2 separate regions of the Mus musculus genome follow, and region 2 is linked to region 1. The links are chromatin loops, found by intact Hi-C in ENCODE. Cell type or tissue: heart. All regions are shown on one strand.

Region 1 (8,000 bases):
AGCATGTGCACACATCCTGTAATCGCTAAAACATCTTGTGCATCACATGTTGCACAGCACCCATTACTTCACAAGTGTGTACTCACACACACACACAAATGAAAACGTGATAGCATGGTGCCAAGCCTCCCACCCAACACATCTCTCAAGCGTCTGTGAAATGCACACTGCTATTCCAAGAGATTCTGGGAAAAGTGAAAACTTCACATTGGGGGGGTAGACAGCAGTCAGGGAGGCATCCTCAGGTGGAGAGAGGAGAAATTTCCCAGGGTCAGTACTGCTCTTTCCACAGATCTGTGGGATGCTCTTTATTTTTTTAAAGGTGTGTTTGTATGTGCACATGCATGTGTGTGTCCTCAGAAGCCAGAGGTAGTAGGTCCCCTGAAGCTGGAGTTACAGGTAGTTGTGAGCTGCCTGACACAGATTCTGGGAACTGAACATGCATGGATCCTTCTGGAAGAGAAATACATAGTCTTGACCATTGAAATGTTCAAATCCTCTGCCTTCCTGTGAAGCACTTTATATACTTTACAATGATGCTACTTTAAAACAAAACATGAGGTGTACGGTGGCAGATCTCCTACCTAGACTGCATAAGGCTCTGTGCTCCATCTCCAGCAATGCATACTCGTGCACACAAACTAGCTCTGAGCCAGGTGTAGTGGCACACACCTTTAATCCCAGCACATGAAGGCAGAAGCAGGAGGATCTCTTTGGGTTTGAGGCCAGTCTAATCTAAAGAGCAAGTTCCAGGACTGCCAGGACTACATAAAGACACCCTGTTTCTTTCTTTCTTTTTTTTTTTTTTTTTAAGATTTATTTATTTATTATATGTAAGTACACTGTAGCTGTCTTCAGACACACCAGAAGAGGGCGTCAGATCTTGTTACGGATGGTTGTGAGCCACCATGTGGTTGCTGGGATTTGAACTCTGGACCTTTGGAAGAGCAGTCGGGTGCTCTTACCCACTGAGCCATCTCACCAGCCCAAGACACCCTGTTTCAAACAAACAAACAAACACAAAAACAAAAACCCAAAAAACAGAACAGAACAAACAAACAAAAAGAAGATAAAATAACGAAATAAAATAACTTCCATCATTGTGCCCATTTCAGAGAGGGAAAGGTGAAGTCTGGAGAGATGGGGTCATTTTCTCTAAGCCTCATTCAAGTTATTTTTAAAATGCTGTCTTGAAACTGGAGAGCTGCCTCAGAGGTTTAAGCACTTGCTGCTCTTGTAGAGGACCCACATAGCAGTTAACAACCATCTGTGACTCCAGTTCCAGGAGATCCGACGCCCTCTTCTGGCCCCTGCAGGCACTGAACACATTGTAAACACATGCGTGCAGGCAAAACACCCAAGCACACACGATAATAATAACAATAATTAAATGTTATTTTGGCAACTGAGTCTACATGGGCTCTGTTCTCAAGATCAGCAAGTCATACCATTCCAGAGTGTGGCTGGCCCGACATAGTACTTGAAATGCCTGCCGTGCCAGCGCCTGGGAGGTGGAGACAGGAAGAGCAGATGTTGTTCAAGGTTAGGGCCAGCCTGGGCTGCAAGTGACCCTGTATCAGAACAAGAGTGGCCACTAAGAAAATGCACATTGTGACCTGAGGCCCAAGAGACAGAGTGGCCTCGGCCTGGTGTGAGGGATTAGCGTCAGGTCAAGCCTCCTGCAGTGGCCTCACTGAGCCAAATGTGCAAGAGATGGACCCAAACCTGCCTCCGTGGGGAGGAACACCAGGACTGAGCCTGGTGAATCCCCACCTCTCTGGCTGCCTCGGCTCATAATGCTCTGCTTGGTATGGTTTCCCTGCATAAGTGAGAATGGAATCATCCTAGGCCTTCTCCTAGGGCTGCTGGCCACCAACCTCCGTGGAGGAAACTACAGGAAACAGAGCTTTCTTCTTCCCCAGCTCCAGGAAGGAGCTGACTGGGTGGCTGTGGGAAGCCTCTCTGGAAGAGAGTGGAATGGGTGGGTGTGTCTACAGGCAGGCAGGTGTCCTGGAGGCCAGAGGTGTCAGATCCCCTGGGACTGGAGTTGCAGGTGGTTGGGGACCATGGACACAGTCCTCTGCTGTACCTGCTCTCAGCCTCCCCTCCAGCTCTCCACCTTACCTTTGAGACAGTCTTTCAGTGAACTGGAGCTCCCTGGCTGCTGGACTGGTTGGCCAGCCGGTCCCACAGATCCATCCCTCTGCCTCTGCCTTCCTAGCTAAGGGACTGCAAGCTCACACCACAGCTCTCATAGCTCACGGGTACCAGAGATCCATCGGTCCTTGTGGTTGTATGGCAAATGCTTGTGGGTGCAGCCATCTCCCTAGCCCTGGATTTCTGTGTTGTACTGGTGACAGAGGTGTTGGAAGGGAACCCCAAAGCCTTCTATGCTGGCCAGGCGCTCTCCCGCTAAGCCCCACCCCCCACTCTACTGCTTGGCCACACTCCACCCCAAACACACCCCACTCTTGAAATCTCAGCCTTCAGTTGTTGTCCTGTCTGCTGAATAGTGGGAAAGAAATATTAAAGATTTTTTTTTTTAATTCACCCAAAGGCTATCCAGATGTTGAGCAAATTCCTATTTCCTTAGTTTCTGGGGAGAAACTAGGCTTCCTGGAAGTATAAAAGGCTGGAGAGATCTCTCCAGAAGCCAGCTGGGAGGGACCCACAGAGCACCCTTGACACTGAACTTGACACTGAAAATAGCAACTGTGCCCTGGGAGTTGGGGAGTGTCCTGGGAGTGTCCTGCAGAACCAGGGCAGGTTCGGGCATCTCACCTAAGATCGAGCACAGCGGGCCTCGGCCCCAGCACCGACCAACCAGCTTGGATGCCAGCAGTACCGGTAGTCCAGAGATAAAGGGGGACCTCAGTGCAGGACTCCCCGCAGAGGAGCCATTATAGGGTCTGTGCTGCTGCAACCCCAGGATAGCAAGCAGCCAGGCCTTCACCCCTAGCCGAAAGCCCCTCACAGACCTTAGACTGGGAGGCAGAGTTCAGAGCGCTGGCAACAAGACTGCAGGGCTCTGAAGGAGTTGCAATCCAGGACAGGGGACCCTCCCATGTCCCACTGACTTGCCAGCACCTCAGCCCCTGTGTGGAGGTCAGAGGACAGCCTTGGGGGTCAGTTCTCCCTTCAGTCTTGTTTAAGAGTCTCCTGTTCACTGCTGCATGTGCCAGGCTATCTGGGCCAAGAGCCTTCGTAGGACTGGTCCTTTTGCCTCCCCTCTGCCCACAGCAGAACAGATGGGCTCAGTTGCAACCGTCTTTACATTCGTTCGGGGACTCAAATTCAGATTCCCACACCTGTGCAGCAAGCACCTTACTTATGAGCTTTCTCCCCAGCCCCCAGACTACAATTTAATTTGATTTTAGGTTTCAATTTCTCTAGGCAAGGTTTCTGAGTGTGGTCCTGACTGTCCTGGAACGTGTTCTGGAGACCAGGCTGGCTGCCTTCAAACTCTGGGATCCACCTGCCAGGCTGAGATTTTGTTTTAAAACAAGCAAAAATGACTGTAAAGGTAGACTTTGCTCAAAGCAAGCAGTGTTTGGTGAGAAATAAATATGCACACACACACACACACACACATACACATATATATGTATATGTGTACACATATGTATATATGTGTGTGTGTATATATATATGTGTATATGTGTGTGTATATGTATATATGTGTGCATGTGTGTGTGTGTCCTTTGAAACAGTGTTAGGAACCTAGCCCCAACATGCCATATTGGCGATCAACCCTAAGATGAGCTCTGATTGGACCAGTTTAATCCCATATGGCCACCCTAAGCCAATCACCGTAGTGATTGTGTTTTGAACCCTCTGATTGGCTGGTGCTAAGTTACACGCTCCTTGTTGGAGCGGAGGCTTACGGGAATTTTTTGAGAGACAAAAAACTCCTGGAATAAATGACTCTCTACCAGAAAATGGCAGGTTCTAGCAGGAGGCAAAGGCTGTAGACGCAGGGTCGGGAGTCAGCAGACAACTTGAACTGACACACTGGGAAGTGGAGAGAATCACAAAAGATGACAATTTTGGTCTTTTGCAACTTTTATTTGGGATGTATTTAATTTTAGGTGCCTGAATGTCTGTGCACTGCATGGGTGCAGTATTCACAGAGGACACAAGAGGGCGTCGGATCCCCTGGAACTGAATTACGGAGGGTTGTGGGTGCTGGGAGCTGAAGCCAGTTCTCCGAAAGAAAAAGTGCTCTCCAGCCGGCTCTCCAACCCCAATTCTGAGTCTTGTGTACATTTCTGTGTCTATAAATGCACAGACCTGTGTTCCAGTTTGAGTATGTGTCCACAGTGCACTTGTGGGAGTCTAGGACAACCTCCAGTGTCTGTCTTGTCCTTTGCTGCTCTGTGCGCTAGAATAGAGCCCTGGAGCCCTTCCTGTCTCCACTCCCATTTCTGTATAGGACGGCTGCGGCGATGGGCTCACCATCCCAGACAGGCTTTGTGTGGGTTCTGGGGATCTAAGCTCAGGTCTTCTTGCTCACCCAGCAACTCTTTACGCACAAACCACCACCACCCCACCCCACCCCACCCCACCCCCAGCCGCCCCCTTCCTCCATAACATCTTCTAACAAAGTCAAGTGTAGAACCAAACCGATTTCCTCGGGCCAACTTTTACTTCAAGTGACTTTTCCCAGAAAGCCTCCCAGCAGGAGCAGGGGCACCTCAGGCTAGAGACTCAAAAGCCAGCCACCAGGGGACTCTGTTCCAGTGAGAGTCACTTTCTAGGAAATGCAACAAAGGAGCCCCTGCGAGGGTGTGACCGACTGATGCCTTCGGGGTGGGCGCAGCCAGGCTAAGGATGTGGGAACACAGCCTGGGTCCCAAACGGAGAGCAGGAGAATGTTAATGGAAAACACCCTGGCCTAGGCTGATTGTGTGTGTGTGTGTGTGTGTGTGTGTGTGTGTGTACATGCCTGAGCACATACGTGCTTGTGTGTGTTTGGGGGGCGGGGTTGTGGGGGTTGTGGGCGCATGTTCGTGGATGACAGAGAACAATTGCTCCCAACATTACTTTTTAGGCAGGATCTCTTGCTAACCCTGGAGCTCACCCATTGAATTACGCCGGCTGCCTAGGGGATCCTCCTGTCTCTGTCACTCTAGCACTGGGATTACAGGTATGCACCCCCATGCTTGCTTTCTCCTGTGGGCACTGATGATCCCAGTTTAGGTCCTCATACTGTGGAACAAGCACTCTGCTCACTGAGTGATCCCGGCTTCACGCTATTCTTTCAGACAGAACTACAGCAGGCTGAGAGGACACATACAGCCTTGAACACTGGGGCACTGAAGCAGGAGGGCTGAGAGTTCAAAGCCAGCCTGGTTGCCAGTGAGATCCTGTTGAGACCCTGCCTCAAACACCTACAGAGAGTCTTTGTAGTTCTATCTAGCTGACATCTGGCTTGGTTTAGACCCCCTCTTTCCCCCCAGGACATCATACCATGAACCTTGGTAGGGTTTCCCTGAGCCTACTGTCCACTCAAGGGATAGGAAGAAAACCCTTCCTCCAGTGGGGAGAGTAGCAAGCTGTGGAAGGCAGGTAGGTGCCTGGATATTGGGCAAATTATGGTAGTAACCCGACCTCAGCCTCCTGCCTTGGTGGTCAGGGCTGAGGGAACTTCCACACTGGATAGACCCCACATCACCCCCATAGCTGGAGGAGACTGAAGAAAAGGTTTTTCTTCTGTGTTCTAGGCCATTGTACCCCAACAGCCAGAAAGAAAAACCAAAACACCATCTAAATACAATTTAAACAACAACAATAACCAAAAAACATTATGGGTAAGGGGGCTGATGCCACCTGTTAGCCAGAAAGTGGCAGGAGCCAGGCATTGTGATGCACACCTTTGATCCTAGCACTTGGGAGGAAGAGGAACTCAGATCTCTCTGTGAGGTCAGAGCCAGCCTGGTCTGCAGAGTGGAAAAAAAGAGAAGAGGCAGTGTCTTAGTCAGGGTTTCTATTCCTGCACAAACATCATGACCAAGAAGCACTTGGGGAGGAAAGGGTTTATTGGGCTTACAATTCCATACTGCTGTTTATCACCAAGGAAGTCAGGACTGGAACTCAAGCAGGTCAGGAAGCAGGAGCTGATGCAGAGGCCATGGAGGGATGATCTTTACTGGCTTGCTTCCCCTGGCTTGCTCAGCCTGCTCTCTTATAGAACCCAAGACTACCAGCCCAGGGATGGTACCACCCACAAGGGGCCCTTCCCGCTTGATCACTAATAGAGAAAATGTCCCACAGCTGGATCTCATGGAGGCATTTCTCAAACTGAAGCTCCTTTCTCTGTGATAACTCCAGCTGTGTCAAGTTGACACAAAACTAGCCAGTACAGGTAGAGAGGCAAGAAACTGCCATTTGCAGATCACCGGGGCTCTTGGCATGGCAGACACAGTGAATTTCATGGTGTGATTCCCATTTTGCTGATGAGAAAGCTGAGGCACAGGAGAGTGAAGGGGCAAGGCTGAGAATTTCCACCCAGGATCCCCCCTCCTCTCCTCCTTCTCTCCTCCCCACTTTCTCCCCCCTCCGAAACTCTTCTCTTTCTCCTCTTTTCTCCCTGTCCTCCCCTCCTACTTTCCCTCCTCCTTCCTCCTTTGTTTCTTGCACGCCCCTCTTCCCCGCTCCTCCTCCTGTGTCTCTTCTAACACATTTCTCCCACAAATGACGTTTGACAAGTCATGGAGATGGAAACTGAGAGCAGCTTCCGGTGTCCTCGGGTGATCAATCCTCTCTAAGGAGCGACCTCATTTAAGCATATTTATTAAGCACCTGTGATAGCCACAGATGGAGAACTTCTCAGACACTCTGGCCCTGAGGGCTCATGCCAAGCACAGAGAGCAGCATCAAGCAGCTAGATTCGGGAGATCAGAGAAAGGCAGAGGAGAGCATAAAAACAGGTGACAAGGGCTCAGACCCCAGCTGGGTCCCCGAGGAACTGTCTTTAAGATGAAGTCCATGTGACATCAGCACACAGAAGGCCTGAAGAGATGCTTGAGTGTAGACAGCACGTGCAAAGGTCCTGTGGTAAGACCCAATGGACAACTGCGGCCAGAGAATGGGCTCAGTCACTCAGGAAATGGAGTCTGGGTGGCAGATGTATCTATGGTGACTTTTGCCTGTGAATTACTTTCTAGGTGGTTGAAATGATACACTAAACTCAGGCAGACCCACGAGGACTCCCAGATGGTGCTGGAGGAGTGGCCAAGGTCACCTGTAAATGGCTAGTGGTAGTTGTCATCAATCCAGAGTCACACGAAAGGGAATCTCATCGAGGGGTCATCTAGACTTGGTGGGACTGCAGGCTTGTCTATGTGAGACTGGCTTCATTAGGTATGTGACGTGGGCAGACCTACCTGCTGCGGGAGGGACTGTCTCCTGGCCTGGGTGTCCTGGACTGGATGAAAAGGAGACCACCAGCAGCACACTAGCCTGTGTCTACCAAGTCACTGCTCTTTGACTGTGCATTTGATGTGATCAGCAGCCTCAAGTTCTTGCTGCCTCAACCTCCCTCAGTGATCCATGGGACCCGGGGCTGTGAGCTAGAGAAACCTCTCCCTTACGCGGAAATGAAGGCAGCTGGTTCCTTTGGAAGATGCCTTGGCAGATTGGTGTTGATGTTGGTTTTGTGAAACAGTCTTGCTATGTAGCCCAGGCTGGCTCATATTTGCTTTGCTGTCTCTGCCTCTCAAGTGCTAGAGTTATCCATGTGCCCTACCACACCCAACTCTCTCTCTCTCTCTCTCTCTCTCTCTCAAAGATTTATTCATTTATTTTATGCATACAAGAACACTGTCTGAATCAGACACACCAGAAGAGGGCATCAGATCCCATTACAGATGGTTGTGAGCCACCATGTGGTTGCCAGCAATTGAACTCGGGACCTCTGGAAGAGCAGTCTGTGCTCTTAACCACTGAGCCATCTCTCCAGCACCCCCCCCCTCTTTTTTTTTTCTTTTAATGAAATGTTT
Region 2 (8,000 bases), 180 kb after region 1:
GGGAGGAAGAAGATCGCCATGTCAAATGTTAATTTAAAAAAAAAAATCGTGGAAATTTACAAACTGTTCCCACCATGCAGGGTACATTTCTAAAGAATGTAACAGGGTGGGTCTGTAGTGTTGGTGCGTGCGTGTGCACACGGGTGTGCTTAAGGGTGTGTGCACCTATTTGGGCCACAGGACAGCCTCAGGGGCCAGTCCTCCATTGCTGTTCACCTTTTTCTGAGATGAACGGGGCTAGGCGGACTGGCCAGTGCGCAGGCGCCAGGATCCTCCTGTCCCTGCCTTCCTGGGGCTGGAATTACACACGTGTACCACCAGGACTTGATTTCTCAGGGATCCTCTGTCCCTGTCTCCCTGGGGCTGGAATTACACACGTGTACCACCAGGACTTGATTTCTCAGGAATCCTCCATCCCTGTCTCCCTGGGGCTGGAATCACAAAGTTTACCACCAGGACTTGATTTCTTTCCCCATAGCTTCTGGGGATGGAGCTCAGAGCCCTGTGCTTCTACAACAAGCACTTGACCAACTAAGCCATGCCTGGACTGTTTTTTGGTTTTGTGTGTGTGTGTGTGTGTGTGTGTGTGTGTGTGTGTTTATATTTATCTTGTGGGTGTGCATATGCTAAGGCATTTGTGTGGAGGTCAGAGGATAACTTGTGGGAGTCTGTTTCTGGGTTCCAGGGTCCGAACTCGGGTTGTCAGACTGTGTAGTGTCAGATCAGTCATTTGGCTGGCTTGGAACTCACACATCTGTCTACCTCTGGCTGGAAGTTCGGCAGCGTGCACCACCAAATGAGGTCCAGCCCTTATTTTTAATGACAGAGTCTCGATCTGTTGCCCAGATTGCCCTGAATGTAGGCAATCCACCTGCCTCACCCTCCTGAGTGCTGGGATTACAAGTGTTAAGCCATCAAGCCAGGCTGAGTGTTTATAACTTAGAAGACCATGATGAAGTGAAACTGTAACCCTTGCCAAGGGGTCTCGGGGGTGGGGGTGGGATGGCGGTGTGTGGGTGCAGAGCTCTGCTGACCTGAGCCAGACTCACCATCTCAGGAGCCTGTAATTTACAGAGCCGGGTCAGGCTGTTAACTGACTTATCTCTCAACCCACTGAACACTAATTCTCAGAGCTTCTCGGGGGGGTGGGGGGGTGGGGGGGGCTTGTCAGTCCGGATCAGCTCTGGTTTGAGGATTTGGGGGCAGGGAGAGGAGATGGGGAGAACGGAGGTTACAAGTCAGTCTCTAAACCAAAGAGGCAGGAGCCAAGAGCTAATCCACACTGTTTCTCTGGTCTTCAGGCTTCTTAAGCCAAGCTGACAACAAGGCTCCCCTCCCCCGCAGCACCTTTATCAAAGGCAAACTATTTTCTACATTCCCTTCTTACACAGCCCTGGTTTGCAGCAGATCTGCCGGAGAGATCCAGGAAGCTCTGGCCTGGCCCTCCCTCCCTTCGAGAAAGGAAAGTTCAGGTAGTGAGGGATGCCACACCCGGGGGGAGGGGAGGGCGGATGTGACGGCAGCTTCAGGAATGCAGGGCCCACGCAGGTGCATTGGCACCCATGAGCTTCCTCCTCAAAGCAGCTGATAAAGGAGTCTCGATAGCAGTAATAGCAGCCACCCAACCATCATCCACACAGACTTGGGGCCACAGGTCCACAGTTCTCAAGGTGTGACCCGCTCAGGGCAGAGGCAGGAGAAAGGTGAGATTGGAGGTCCTGTGCTTTCTGGCACATCGGTTTTCAGAGTGGCCCACGGGTCCACTGGCACCTGGAAACCTCGCTAGGGGAATTTCCAAAGTCATATTGTTCTCATGAAGGCGTCGCATCTCACCTTCCTTGTCTCAGAAGCAGATGATGGAGTTTTCCGCAAAAGACAGGACAAATGATGACATCATCTTTACCTGCTTGGAATATGTATTGTGCATTGTTTTAAACGCGTTTCTGGTTTAGTTCCAATACAATAAACACTCATAGGCATTCACAAACTTGGAGGTTCCCTGTAATGTTTAGTTTCAGGGGTCCTGGGACCCAAAGAGCTGTAACTGCTGGGCTGATGCTGTTGACCAGGGTACTGGGCCTGTGGCTGCCCCTCAAAACCACAAATCTTCTTTCCACCACACAGGTATGGGTTGGGAAGGCAGTGTGAGATTCAGCTTGAGGGACAGTCTCTCTCTCTCTCTCCAGGACTTCCACCCCAGAATGGCCAGGGAAACCTTAAAATCGCCTACCAACAGCTGGTGAAGAGATTCGTTCAAGGGGAAAGGGGCTTCTTATCTTTGAAGCTACAGGGTGTAGCCTGGAGAAGCCACAGATTCGGCTCCTCTTGTCCCCAAATACATACATGAGCGCATGACAAGAGCCTGGCTCTCCCAGGGTGAACAAACAACTGAGCAAAGCCAGGGTATCCCCGCCACTGGGTAGCTTTCATTGTACATAGAGTAACGCTGTTTCAAGTGCACGTGCACGAAGGAAAATAGAAAAGCTGAACCCCATCACAGCGGAAAGATGTTAGATTCTGTGGTCCAAGGGGAGAGTGGGCAGGAGTGAAGGCCCCTGATCAGCTAGCTCTTCAGCCCTCTGTGGGGTAGGAGGGTCGTCGAGGGAGACTTTCACTTTTCTCCTAGCACCAGCAAGACCAATGGGTAAACAAAACAGAGAGAGAGGCAGCAGCCTCAGTGTGGGGCGCTCAGAGATTAGGAATTGGTGTTGTTACCCCAGGACACAGCTCGGTCACTGGGGGAACAGAACACAGCCCAGAGGCTGGCGTTGGTGCAAACAACAAACGGGCAAGAAATTGCTCCACAGAGAGACGACTTCAGCCTCAGAGGGCGGATGGTGAGGCCCGCAGGGAGCCAGGGCCTGTGGGGACCATCGCAGGCCTCAGCTCCCTGGTCCTCTCCTGATACCCAGGGCACCCTCGGGACAGGGAAGATCTAGAGCAGTGGTTCTCAACCTTCCTAATGCTGTGACCTCGCATTCTGATGACCTCCAGCCATAAAATGATTTTCCTAGCTACTTAACTGTAATTTTGCTACTGTTATGAATCGCAATGTAAATATCTGTGTTTTAGGTCTCAGGTGACCCCGGAGGAAGAGTCGTCCTGGGGTCAAGAGCCCACAGGTTGAGAAGCGCTGATTGAGACGAAAGTGCAGTTTCCAGGCCTAGACATCCCCCCACCCCCGACCCCCAAGCTTCTCCCTCTAATGACTGCTGCAGAGGCGGGAAAACTTGAAACTCTTTCCACAATAGTTTCAGGGGGCCGCCAAGAAGCCGCAGCATGGGGGGGGGCTCAGGCCGAAGAGGGGCCCCAGATGCCCAGTCACCCCACATCATCACGGCAAGGGAACGGCTGTACACACATTCCAAGCAGGTGACTAGGGCGCGTTAAAGATACGGGCGCTCCCGACCCGACCCAGCCGGCGAAAACGCTCGCGCGCATGCGCAAAATACACACCCTCCTGAACGGCAGTCCAGGTGCGCTCGCGCTTCCGGCCGGCCTTCCCCATCGCCTTCTCGGGGCGGAAACTCTACAGCCGGCGCATGCGTCCTACTGCTCCCCCGGCTCAATCCAGAGAGGCCCCAGAGCTTCAGGTGATCCCGCCCCTCCCTCGCAAGGCAGGACCAATCGCGAGGGCTGTGGGCGGGGCTTCCCAACCACGAGGCCCGCCCACGGGCCGCGCGAGCCCCGCAGGCTGCGTGCCGATTGGCTGACGCCGCGGGCGCAGGTGCGCGCTTCCCATTGGGTGTGGGCGGAGCGCAAGCCGCGCGCCGAAGCTGCAGGTGAGCGCGCGCACGTGCCGCGGCCGCGGCCCAGCTCGGTGCACGAGCGCGCGGGCGCGCGTCCGCGGGGGAGGCAGCGGATAAGGGAGGCTGCGGCGGCTGTAGGGCTGTGCTCCGCCCTCTCCTCACCGCCGCGGCCGCCGCCGCCCCCGAGCCTCGCTGGGAGGGACCGGTGTCCCCGCCTGCTGCACTGGCAGTCCGACCCTCAGGCCGCCGCGGAGCAGCCGGCACTGCGCTGCGGGGAGGACCTCAGCAGGTGCCGTGACGAGGCGCCGTGCGGCGCTTCGAGTCCCGAGCCCGCGCTCCGCGGCCCCGCCGCCCGCGCTCCCGAGGGCCGGCCCCCGACGAGGCCGCCGGCGGCCGGGCACTCAGCATGAACCGCGGCCACCGGCACGGGGCGAGCAGCGGCTGCCTGGGCACCATGGAGGTGAAGAGCAAGGTGCGCGGCCGGGCGGGGCAACGGGGGCGAGGGCCGGTGGGATGGTCGACGCGGGGCTGCCCCGTGAGGACGCAGAGTGGCGGGATGGTGGACCTCGGCTGCCCCTGTGGGAACGCGGGCGGAGGGCGAGCTGCTGGCCGAAGCACGTAGGAGAGAAACTTGGTGGAGCGCGGCGATGTGAGGCGTTTGCGTCTGCTCCGCAGCACAGCCCCTGTTTTCTATCCTTCATATTCCCGCCTTGCTTTTAGGGTGGGATGAGGATCGCTCCAGTGCAAGGTGATGGGATAACTTTGGGGGATCCCTTCACCCCGGGCACGAGCCAGAGGCTTTCGGAACACCTTGTTGTCTTCTCGTATAACCTTTTATTGGGGCTCGGGGGTACATCGAGTGGAGGAGAGCTCTTTTTCCAGCCCTAACTTTGGTATGCGTCTAATCTATGAAATTAGCGCTATCGCCTTACTCTGGTGCTGCGCTTGACAATTTGAGACGCTGCTGTTTTCATTCCGACTCTTCATTCGGAATGCTTTCCCCCTTGGCGGATCTGCCAGTCTTCTGTTAGTGACTTCAGTGTCGGTGGGATTCCTCAATCCCAAGGCCGGGTGAGCAGAGTAGCCCGTGGGGATTAGCTGGAGAATGCCGTCTTCCAAAAGGGGCTTTTCAGATGGAATCTGAAGGTGATCCGTAGCCACCGGAACATGTCGCCAAGCTTCTCCTGACTTTGAACGGCCAGGAGGGGCAGGATTATGTAGCCTGGTTCTCGGAGAGTTCTGAAATGATAAGAAACCCTGCTTTTAAAGGGTGTGACTTCCCCCAAACTCGGCTGTAGGACCAGGTCTTGCCGATGGCTTTTTACTGAGCAACTTGTAAAACGGTGGTAGAGGGCATTGCTGACCGTGAGAATTTAGAGCAAAATTGTGGCTAGACACACAGAAGGAGCGGTGTATCGAACACCCACTGCAAAAATAAGAAGCGTGGTGGTTAAGGGACCCCTGGGGGAATGTCGGTCCGGGAAGTGGGGTGAGTGAGGAAAGCTACCTGGAGCCTTTGTGGTTCCTGGGCTTGAGAGCAAAGTTCTGTAACTAAGAATCACAGATCTACATTTGCTTTTAATTTGGGGGGATTTTTGTTTGTTTGTTTTCTTTTTGTTTTTTTGCTTTGTTGTTTTGTTTGTAATCTCCTCTAACTATTGAGACTAGAACTAGAGAGTGCCAGACACAGTCTTAATGGAGGAGTGGGAGGAATTTATATATCAGATAGGAACTAGATTGAAACACAGGTCTGTGTAATAATAACAGGACTGTTGGTGTTAGAGAGATGGCACTGCATTTATGAATGTACGCTGCTCTTGCAGGACACCCAAGCTCAGTTCGCCGCACCCCTGCCGAGCAACACACACCTGTAACTTTCTTTAAATTTACTATTTTACATGTATAAATGCCTGCCTGTATGTCTGTGTACCACCTGAATGCCTGGTGCTCTAGGAAGCCAGAATCCCAGAGGGAGTCAAGTCGGATCCCCTGGACCTGAAGTTAAAATAGTGAGCTACCTTGTGGGCGCTGACCCAAACCCAGAGCCTCTGAGTGAGCTGTGTTGCATTTAACCACCGAGCCTTCTCTCCAGTTCCAGAACATCTGGTGCTCTGGCTTCCCATGGCACCGACACATGGCATACATAGACGGAGCTGCCGGCATACACATAATTGTTTTAGAGTAAAACTGTATGATAGTTTAAGGAACACACCCTTCCTGGCTGGGTTCTGCACAACAGCAAATAAAGTGACTTGTTAGTATAGGGAGATGACTGACTCCAGAAATGTCTGTCTTTTTCTCTAACCATTTGTAGCTGTCAACACACAAGCTTTCTCCTGGCATCTCTTTGTAGTTTGGCTTGTGGGACTTGAGGTGAGGAAAGAAAACCACTTGTGATGCTGCATAATACCAACACTCAGTTTTATGGTCCTGATCTCGGTAGTGAGCCTTTACATGTTTTTTTAATCATTAAAAAAATGAGTAGAGATTCTAGGTGTGCCAATAAGTTAGATAGGAGTGGGTCTCTGGTGGAAGGAAACCAAGCTCTTGTGGACTGGAATTTCAAGCTTTTTGTTTTCCTTTTTCATCTACTGATTTTTGAATATTTTACATAGTTCTGTCCAAGGTGTGTGGTTTCTATTTCAGCTGCCATACCATACTTCTAGTGTGAGCCCTCCTCTAAACAGAAGCAGGGCAGTCAGAAGATACACTCGGGAAATGCTGCCATGCTGTGTGTCTGTTAACAGACAGACAGACAGCATAGGCCAGAGTTTGTTCACCCTGCTTTGTGGGGTTTTGAGATGGCTCCCCACCCCCACCCTTTCCCCTCCTTCCATGTAGCCCTGACTGTCCTAGAGAACATTTATGTGTGTGCATGAATGCAGGTGCCAACAGAGTCCAGAAGAGGGCGTCAGCTCAATTGACTGAAATTACAGGTGCTTGTGAGCTACCAGACATGGGTGGAAACTGAACTTGGGTCCTCTGGAAGAGCACTGCATGTTCTTTTGTTGTAGTAGTTGTAGTTGTTGTTGTTTTAAAGTTTTATTTATTATTTATATGAGTACATTGTAGCTGTCTTCAGACACACCAGAAGAGGGCATCAGATTCCATTACAGATGGTTGTGAGCCACCATGTGGTTTCTGGGAATTGAACTCAGGACCTCTGGAAGAGCAGTCAGTACTCTTAACCACTGAGCCATCTCTCCAGCCCCCGTTGTTGTTGTTTTTTAAGACAGGGTCTCTACATAGCCCTGGCTGTTCTAAAACTCATTATGTAGACCAGGCTGGTCTTGAACTCAGAGATCCGGCTGCCTCTGTTGGGAGTAAAGTCATGTGTTGCTAGTCCTACCTTAGCTCAGGTTTGTAAAAAAAATAATTTCAGTTTATGCTATGTGAATAGTAAAAACTCCCTTAAATTTCCACTATGTTCTGATCATTTACTTGGCATGATGGGCGTGTGGGGATTCGCAGGTTCCGCAGTGGGAGTGGAGAGGTCAGAGGACAGCCCTAGGAAGTTGCTTCTCACCACCACGTGGGTCTTGGGGATTGGATTCAGGCTCTGAGGCTTGGCAGCAAGCACTTACCTACTGAACCATCTGCTGGTCCAGGGTTAGTTCTGTAATATCACAGTTAGGCGATCCTAACCAGAACTGGAGAGTGTGTAGGTCATAGGTAGGCTCTCCTTCATAGCAACAGTAGCGTCAGCCAGGGACGGCACACACCTTTAACCCCAGAATGTAGACGCAGAGGCAGGAGGATTTCTGAGTTCCAGGTCTGCCAGGACTACATAGAGAAACCCTGTCTATCTTGAAAAGAGAAAGAAAGAAAGAAACAATAGTGTCCGCTTTATCGTCTTTGCTCTGGGAAGGGAGCCGTGGTACAGATAGGAGGAATAATGGAGAGTGTAAATAAGGTTCTAGTTAGAGGTGTGATGCCAGCAGCTGGGTGATTTCTTTGGTAACTGATTTATCTTCCTGATTGTTTCTCCAGAAAGTTCTCTGTAATCATTTTGATGTCCTTAGGTAACCTTGGTCTCAAGGGCAGGGGCTACTACAGTGGAGCTTGACCGCCATACTCGGGCCTGGTTGCATCTCCACCACAGCCAAGACACTGGCCCCACAGCCTCGAAACGGTCTGGGGACACACCACTTCCTAATTGCTACTCATGGGCAAACACAATATCAACTGTACTGCGCGCACACACACACACACACACACACACACACCGTGATCCCAGCTGTCAGTGCAAGC

Evidence for each region. Hi-C counts contacts between places; a loop is a spot of excess contacts. Peaks named below come from ENCODE experiments on the same cell type or tissue, not always from the same donor. Only the 100,000 strongest peaks of a DNase experiment are listed, where the experiment ranks them.
Region 2: it touches region 1 in a loop (2.2-fold over the local background); 3 of 42 quality-filtered maps call a loop at or near these places.

Annotation. Positions count from the first base shown.
Region 1 is chr2:167,901,014-167,909,013 of GRCm38, forward strand. No RefSeq gene overlaps it. Among named protein-coding and RNA genes, the nearest start is that of Ptpn1, 27 kb to the right of the region's middle. In heart, CTCF peaks have their summits at 1,303 (motif pointing left), 4,122 (motif pointing right) and 7,845 (motif pointing right); no DNase peak of the experiment used is centred here; H3K27me3 peaks cover 418 bases.
Region 2 is chr2:168,077,139-168,085,138 of GRCm38, forward strand. It overlaps Pard6b (par-6 family cell polarity regulator beta), which reads left to right and starts at 3,866. Exons shown (of 3, transcript NM_021409.2): 1 at 3,866-4,221. The coding sequence starts at 4,156. It overlaps Gm39990 (a long non-coding RNA gene), which reads right to left and starts at 3,588. Exons shown (of 2, transcript XR_867010.1): 1 at 3,362-3,588; 2 at 1,274-2,622. In heart, no CTCF peak of the experiment used is centred here; a DNase peak (open chromatin) is centred at 3,603; H3K4me3 peaks cover 3,885 bases; H3K27ac peaks cover 4,271 bases; H3K27me3 peaks cover 1,396 bases.